Linked DNA regions of Homo sapiens: all the other regions are linked to region 1. A link is a loop called in an ENCODE intact Hi-C map of the cell type or tissue named here. Cell type or tissue: ascending aorta. All regions are shown on one strand.

Region 1 (2,500 bases):
CTTGGGGTTAAAGCATCACTGGCCCTTCTAGATACTGCTGTCATGCAGGAACCTCTCAGAAGAAAAGAGAAAGGGCTTTGACATTAGATCTCTCTTGCTGCATAACAAATTACCCCAACTGAGTCATGAACACAGTATTTTTTTATTTCATTTATTTATTTCTTTTTCAAGACAGGGTGTCTCTCTGTTGTCTAGGCTGGGGTGCAGTAGCACAATCATAGCTCACTGCAGCCTTGAATTCCTGGGCTCAAGTGATCCTTTTGCCTCAGTCCCCAGGTAGCTGGGACTACAGGCATGTACCACCATGCCCAGCTAATTTTTATTTATTTTTTTTTGGGGGGGGGTACAGACAGGGTCTCACCATGTTGCCAAGGCTGGTCTTGAACTCCTGGCCCTAAGTAATCCTCCCACCTCAGCCTCCCAAAGCATTGGAATTATAGGCATGAGCCACTGTGCCCAGCCCAAACAATATTTACTATCCCAGAGTTTCTATGGGTGGGAAATTTGGGCATAGCATAGCTTGGTGCCTCTGACTCAAGGTGTCTCATTAGATTGCAATGGGACTGTCGGCTGGGGCTGCAGGCTCATCTCTAGGCTTGACTGGGGACAAGGGGGAATTCTCCTCCAGATTCACTCACACGGTTGCTGACAGGCCTCAAGCCCTTGCCATGTGGCTTATCTACAAGGGGACCTCACGGTGTGGCAGCTGAGTTCTCCCAGGTGAGTGACATGAGAGACGGAGAGAGGGCACACCCTAAGATAGAAGCCACAGTCTTATTATAACCTAATTTCAGAAGTGGCACACATGGTCTCTGCTGCATTGTAGTTATTAGAATGAGTCAATAGGTCCCACCCACATTCCAGGGGAGAGGATTAACAAGGGTATAAATGCTGGAGACCCCCACGGGGCCACCAGACAGGCTGCTGACTACAACCTCCTTGTGGTATGAATGGGTGTTTAACCGCACACAGAGAGAGGCACCATTTCATTATCCCACTTGGAAGCCAGAACACACACAGAATCCCAGTCATTCACAGGGCTGGCGAGACCTTCATTTCCCCACCTTTCAATATTTAGCCCATCATTTATAATAAATACTGAACACAGACCAGGTGCAGTGGGGTGATGGCTCATGCCTGTAACCCCAACACTTTGGGAGGCTGAGGCAGGAGGATCACTTGAGCCCATAAGTTGAAGGGTGCAGTGAGTTATGGTCACACCACTGCACTCCAGCCTGGGAGACAGAGTGAGACCATGTCTCTCTAAATAAATAAATAAATTCCGAATGCAGCTAGATGCAAATGTGAAAGGCTTCTGGGAGAGACCTCTTTCCCAACCCCTCACCTTCCCTGCCTCCCACCCTGGAACCAGAGTCCCCTCCATGCCTGAAATACTGCAAAAGAAAGTAACTGCTCTTGGCTCAGTTCCTCTGGGGCTCTCTCCTACAGTTCTGCCTGCTCAGAGAGAGAGTGTGGCTGCTCTGCCCTCTGCCTTATGGAATGTGCTCTGTGCCACAGGGGAGCTGCCCAGCTCTGGCTCTGTTTGCTGAATACATTAAATAGTGGAGTGGATTAGTGGGAGACTCACTGTGGCCATGGATCTAAGCCACGCCCTTAAGCACAGCTTCTCTCAATAAATAAAGTGGATATTTTTCACTCCATTGGTCAGATTCCCGTGTTTATTTCTCAAGTGATTTCAAACTCAGCAAGGATAGAAACGGGTGCCCCCTAACGCATCCCCATCACACACAAAGATCTAGTCCACCAGTCCACACTCCTATTTGAAAAGTGAGTAAACTGAGGCATTAAGAGGCAGTGGGGTGATGGGAAAACATCCCCAAAAAGTTCCAAAACTCTTATTTAGCCACTAATTATTTATTAAGCCCCTGGCTGTGTGCTAAGCTCTGTGCTGGGGCTGGCTATTTTCCGTTTACTTGTTTGTTTGTTTGGTTTTTGAGAAAGGGTATCACTCTGTCACCCATGCTGGAGTGCCATAGCCTGATTATAACTCGCAGTAGCCTCAAGCTCCTGGGCTCAAGCAGTCCTCCCATGTCAGCCTCCTGAGTAGCTGGGACTACAGGCGTACACAATTATGCCCTGTTTTTTCTTTTTTTTTTTTTTTTTTTTTCAGAGATGGGATCTTACTATGTTGGCCAAGTTGGTCTCAGACTCCTGGCCTCAAGCGATCTGCCTTGGCCTCCCAAAGCGCTGGGATTACAAGCATGAGCCACCACATCTACCCAGGGCTGGCCCTTATTCCAGACATCTTCCTGTTCCGTCCCAGGCAAATGACTACACCCCTCTGAGCCCCAATTCTCTCATCTTGAAAATGGGGATCAAGTGAAATGGTGCATATAAAGTTCACACCTACAGTAAACAGTCAACAAATGTCAGCTACTCCCCCGAACTTGCCGGGGGAATGCCTACTTGCATTACATACGGAGACAATAAAGCTATTTTTCAAAGGCAATTTAAAGAAGGAGGCGATCTGCCTATGATT
Region 2 (2,500 bases), 70 kb before region 1:
ATTAGACTGCCAAGGGTCATGGATTTATTCACTGAGTCACAGTGAACCAAGAAAGGTTTTGAGTAGGAAAGAGAAAAGAAATGATCAGGTCTGGATGCAATGACAGCATAAAAATGACTGACAAGAGTTGGAAAAATGGCACTGAAGGGAAAAAAGACTAGGTAGAGGGTGACATCAGCTGTCCAAGTCAGACTCAAAAGGATTTGAGCTAGGACAAGTGGTGGATAGAGAGTAAAAAGAAATGAGCTGGGCGCAGTGGCTCACATCTGTAATCCCAACACTTTGGGAGGCCGAGGTGGGCAGATCACCTGAGGTCAGGAGTTCGAGACCAGTATGGCCAACATGGTGAAACCCCGTCTCTACTAAACATACAAAAATTACCCAGGCGTAATGGTGCTTGCCTGTAATGCAGCTACTTGGGAGGCTGAGCCATAAGAAATCCGTTGAACCCAAAAGGCAGAGGTTGCAGTGAGCTGAGATCGTGCCACTGCACTCCAGCCTGGGCAACAGAGCTTGACTCTGTTTCAAAAAAAAAAAAAAAAACTAAAGAGAAATGAAAGGCACTTCCAAAGCAGAGCCCAGAGCAGTTGCTGGCTTGTCTTCCCCAATACCTGTCACATCCCTTTTCTCATTGCATCCATGTTTATTTATCTCGTGCAAAGTGCCTGAAGCTGCAAGGTTCTGGGGATACAGAGGGGCTCTTGATCTAGCCAGGGGGACAGACAATTCCAGAGGAGCCTAACAAAGAGAGGATGCTGAAGATGTAAGTCCTAAATCAAATGGAGGGAGGGCAGTGAATTTGGTATAGAATGTTCGAAAAATCCTATTCATTCCCTCCCTACTCCTGAGAAACACATAGTGATCCTGTGACATCAGCCCCAATGCCTCTTTTGAAAGCAGTTCTATAAAAGGCAATGCCAAGGAATGAGAATGGAAACCGAACAGTCTGGGTGTGGGATGACCCTTGGCAACACGGGTGAGATCACACCCTGCCTTGGTCCCGGCACTGGCAGCCAGGATCTGCTCCCACCGAGCTGCAATCCAATGCTTCTTTCTTCCTCTGCAAATATCCTTCAAGGCTTGACAAATGTGAGTCACCACGACAAGAATAGTGCCATTCCTAAATAGCAGGTCTTTATATACTTTGTTTCCTTGCTCCTATTTGCTACTTTGTCACTAAGCTTTCCAGACAACTGCCCCCATGCAACAAACTCCCCTCTGACCCGGAGCCTTCAGACTTCCCAGAATTGGATGAAATGGAAAACACACAAGACCCCTGAATCAGGCTCAATGAGGCACGTCCCACCTACCCACCTGCTGTGCCCCTTTTCTCCCAAAGGTCTCAGTGTGGCCTCTTTCTAATAACCAGAAACTGTGATCTAAGCATCCCAATGAAGTAACCTTTACAATCTCCCAGAGCCAGAGAAATGCACAAATGAAAAGAAAAAAAAAATGCTTCACTCATAAGCATTGTTCTATTCTAAAAATAGTGCTCTAACCAATACTCACCAACCACTTGGACTTCAGATTTAACTTCTCATTTTCTGGTTCCTTCTAATGAGTATGCTTAACTTGGTAGAAGGAACCAGAAAATGAGAAGTTGAGTAGGAACTCTACTGCTACTCCAGAGACAGGTCTTAACGGAGCACAGAGTGGGTGCAACCAAGGAAGACTTCCTAGAGGTGGGGCTATGAAGACCAGGAAGTCTTCCTCGATTGCATCCACTCTCTGCTCTCTTAAGACCTGTCTCTATCATAGCACTTGATAAGCTGTATTATAATTTTCCGTTTAGATGCCCGTCTCCTCCAACAGATTGTGAGTTTCCTCTCTCATGGCAGAAAGTGGGTCTTATTGCCTCTGTAAGCCAGCACCTAGTGTAATAACATATACCCAGCAGGGTAAAACGTATACTCAAAAATGTGACATAAACCACAATGAGATACCACCTCACACCCATTAAAATGGCTACTGTCAAGAAAACAAAATAACAAGTGTTGGCGAGGATGTGGAGAAAGTGGTACCTTGTGCACGGCTGATGGGAATGCAAAATGCTGCAACCCCTATGGAAAACAGTATGGCGGTTCTGCAAAAAGTTAAACATAGAATTACCACAGGATCCAGGAATTTTACTTCTGGGCATAAACCCCAAAGAAATGAAAGCAGGGACCAGGGGTGGTGGCTCACGCTTGTCATCCCAGCACTTTGGGAGGCCAAGGTGGGCAGATCACTTGAGGTCAGGAGTTCAAGACCAGCCTGCCCAACATAGTGAAACCCCATCTCCACTAAAAATACAAAAATTAGCCAGGTGTGGTGGTGGGCACCTGTAATCCCAGGTACTCGGGAGGCTGAGGCAGGAGAATGGCATGAACCCAGGAGGCAGAGGCTGCAGTGAGCTGAGACTGTGCCACTGCACTCCAGCCTGGGCAACAGAGCGAGACTCTGTCTCAAAAAACAAAACAAAACAAAACAGAAATGAAAACAGGGACTTGAACAGATATTT
Region 3 (2,500 bases), 120 kb before region 1:
GGCTGGCATTGGCTGCTGGTCTCACTAGAGTGACCAGGACACAACGTGTGTTTGCAAAAGATTGCTCTGCTCTGAGGGTAAGGACTTTGCCTCTCAATCACCACTGTATTTTCCAGTGCCTGGTGCATTTCAGGGTACACCATCTACACTCCAAAACTATTGCTTATTGAGTACATTAACACATTAGAAATGGAACAAAGTGGCCAGGTGCAGTGGCTCACGACTGTAATCCCAGCACTTTGGGAGGCCGAGGTGGGTGGATCACTTGAGGTCAGGAGTTCAAGACCAGCCTGGCCAACATGGTGAAACCCTGGCTCTACTAAAAATACAAAAATTAGCCAGGCATCGTGGTGCGTGCCTGCAATCCCAGCTACTCAGGAGGCTGAGGCAGGAGAATCACTTGAACCCAGAAGATGGAGGTTGCGGTCAGCTGAGATCGGGCCACGGCACTCCAGCCTGGGTGACAATGTGAGACTCTGCCTCAAAAAAAAAAAGAAAGAAAGAAAGAAAGAAATGGAAGAAGGTGTGGAGGGCAACATGTTCAGGGGTCCTGTATTTAGAGTTGGGGAAAGGAGTGTTCAGCGTGGCTGAGATTTACACAGCATCAAACAACCCGTGTACGGTCTTTCAGTCAAGACCTGAGTCGCCCTTTGAACAGTAGCAAATCAGCCATGTTTCCTTCACGACTCACGGGGAAGGCTTTCAGCGGGGCAGGGTTAGGTGGAGCGTTTCCCGTAAAAATATACACAAATGGATTTGTTTTCTTGGGGCACTTTTGCCAAGAAAAATGCCACTAAATCAGCATCTTGGCCATGAAAAAAAGCAACAGCAAGTCTTCATCTGAATCACACAGCCACGTGGGATGCGTTCCCTTAGGCCTGTGCACAGGCATTAAGGAGGCAAAATGGGATCAATGAATTTCTTTGTTAATCTTGATATTTGCAGGAAGCCAGCGAACCAAGCACTCTGCAAATCACCAGCTTTAATCTTCAGAATTACTTATACTGCCATTTAGGAGAATTTTGTTTTCTGGGGAGATCTGCACACAGCAGGCGGCAAACATTCTAATTGCTGTTAAGTACATTTGGTGTAATATGTTGGGGGAAATGTAGTCTTTGAATCAGTTAAGCATGAACACACATGCTCAGGGGCAGAATGTAAGTTTGTACACAAAGAAGTGATTTAGTCACAAAGACAAAATCTCATACAAAGCCGGGCGCGGTGGCTCACGCCTATAATCCCAACATTTTGGGAGGCCGAGGCAAGTGGATCACTTGAGGTCAGGGGTTCGAGACCAGCCTGGCCAACATGGAGAAACCCCGTTTCTACTAAAAATACAAAAAATTAGCCAGGCGTGGTGGCAGGCGCCTGTAATCCTAGCCACTCGGGAGGCTGAGGCAGGAGAATCTCTTGAACCCAAGAGGCAGAGGTTGCAGTGAGCTGAGACTGCACCACTGTACCCCAGCCTGGGCAACTGAGGGAGACTCCATCTCAAAAAATAAAAATAAAAAGTAAAAATCTCATACAGGAAAAGAACCTGCCTCCTCCAGCCATGAACAGCACCTAGCCCAGCCCCAGCCGTAGTTCAATCACATAAACAAACGCCCAAATTGTGCTCAACCTTTTATCTTCCTGCCTGCCCACTCTCTCTCTCTCTCTGTCTCTCTCTCTCTCTCTCTCTGAGTTCATTTGCAGTCAAGATGCAATGCTATTTATAACACATATTGTGCTGGAGTCACCAGGATTTGCAACCTGAAGCTGAAGACATTCAATCTATGCAATAGAAATAAAACTCAACGAAACTCAACATCACAGCTATTTTATTCTGCCAAGTATTATAGCCAGACACATATGCTTCTCCTACTAGATGAAAAAACTCCTCGTAGCCAGGGGGCAGGTCTTGTGCATTTTCACATTCCTTAAGCTCTGAGCTCTGTGTCTACTATATAGTAAATATACAATAGGTATTTGTTGAACTGAATTGAAGATGACTTTCCAAGAATTAGTGAGAAAGAACAGAGAGGAATATCGAAAGGGGAAGAAACCTTCAAGGCGGTCTCAGATAATAGAAATGGTGTCCCTGGGTTTCAAGTGCTAAAACTTCCCATGAGAAGCACACTGATAAAGTCTGTAGGCACCCATATCACAGGTAAAATGCAAGACTCAAATGTTGTTGATAGTGGTTTTTTATTTTTTATTTATTTTGTATTTCAATTGACACCCCCCCAGGTGTTTCTTATGCCCATGAAGTTTTGAGAGTAACTGGTATAGATAGTAAAAACTGTAAAAGCAGATATAGGAATGACCACTGTTGGCTACAGCACTGCATACCAGAAATTCTGGGAACTTTGGGTAACTCATATAATAATAATGAGCCCCCAGGATGTCATTCAGTTACATATTTATTCAATAAGAGCTTGTTGATACCAATAAGTAGCTAGTCAAATAAGTTTTATCAGGATTATTTGTTTCTTGATGTGAAATACAGCTACGAGAAAGT

Evidence for each region. Hi-C counts contacts between places; a loop is a spot of excess contacts. Peaks named below come from ENCODE experiments on the same cell type or tissue, not always from the same donor. Only the 100,000 strongest peaks of a DNase experiment are listed, where the experiment ranks them.
Region 2: a loop joins it to region 1, with 3 times the contacts of the local background. A loop is called at or near these places in 11 of 110 quality-filtered maps.
Region 3: a loop joins it to region 1, with 2.4 times the contacts of the local background. A loop is called at or near these places in 3 of 110 quality-filtered maps.

What each region holds. Positions count from the first base shown.
Region 1 is chr7:71,237,140-71,239,639 of GRCh38, reverse strand. The region is part of intron 1 of GALNT17 (polypeptide N-acetylgalactosaminyltransferase 17); the gene reads right to left. Among named protein-coding and RNA genes, the nearest start is that of MIR3914-2, 69 kb to the left of the region's middle. RefSeq lists an enhancer at 63-563. In ascending aorta, a CTCF peak has its summit at 1,501; a DNase peak (open chromatin) is centred at 1,469; H3K27ac peaks cover 1,417 bases.
Region 2 is chr7:71,306,788-71,309,287 of GRCh38, reverse strand. The region is part of intron 1 of GALNT17 (polypeptide N-acetylgalactosaminyltransferase 17); the gene reads right to left. It overlaps MIR3914-1 (microRNA 3914-1), which reads left to right and starts at 1,518; the gene lies at 1,518-1,616. MIR3914-2 (microRNA 3914-2) reads right to left here and starts at 1,614; the gene lies at 1,520-1,614. In ascending aorta, no CTCF peak of the experiment used is centred here; a DNase peak (open chromatin) is centred at 987; H3K4me3 peaks cover 502 bases; H3K27ac peaks cover 2,307 bases.
Region 3 is chr7:71,360,968-71,363,467 of GRCh38, reverse strand. All of the region lies in intron 2 of GALNT17 (polypeptide N-acetylgalactosaminyltransferase 17), which reads right to left. Among named protein-coding and RNA genes, the nearest start is that of MIR3914-1, 54 kb to the right of the region's middle. In ascending aorta, no CTCF peak of the experiment used is centred here; no DNase peak of the experiment used is centred here.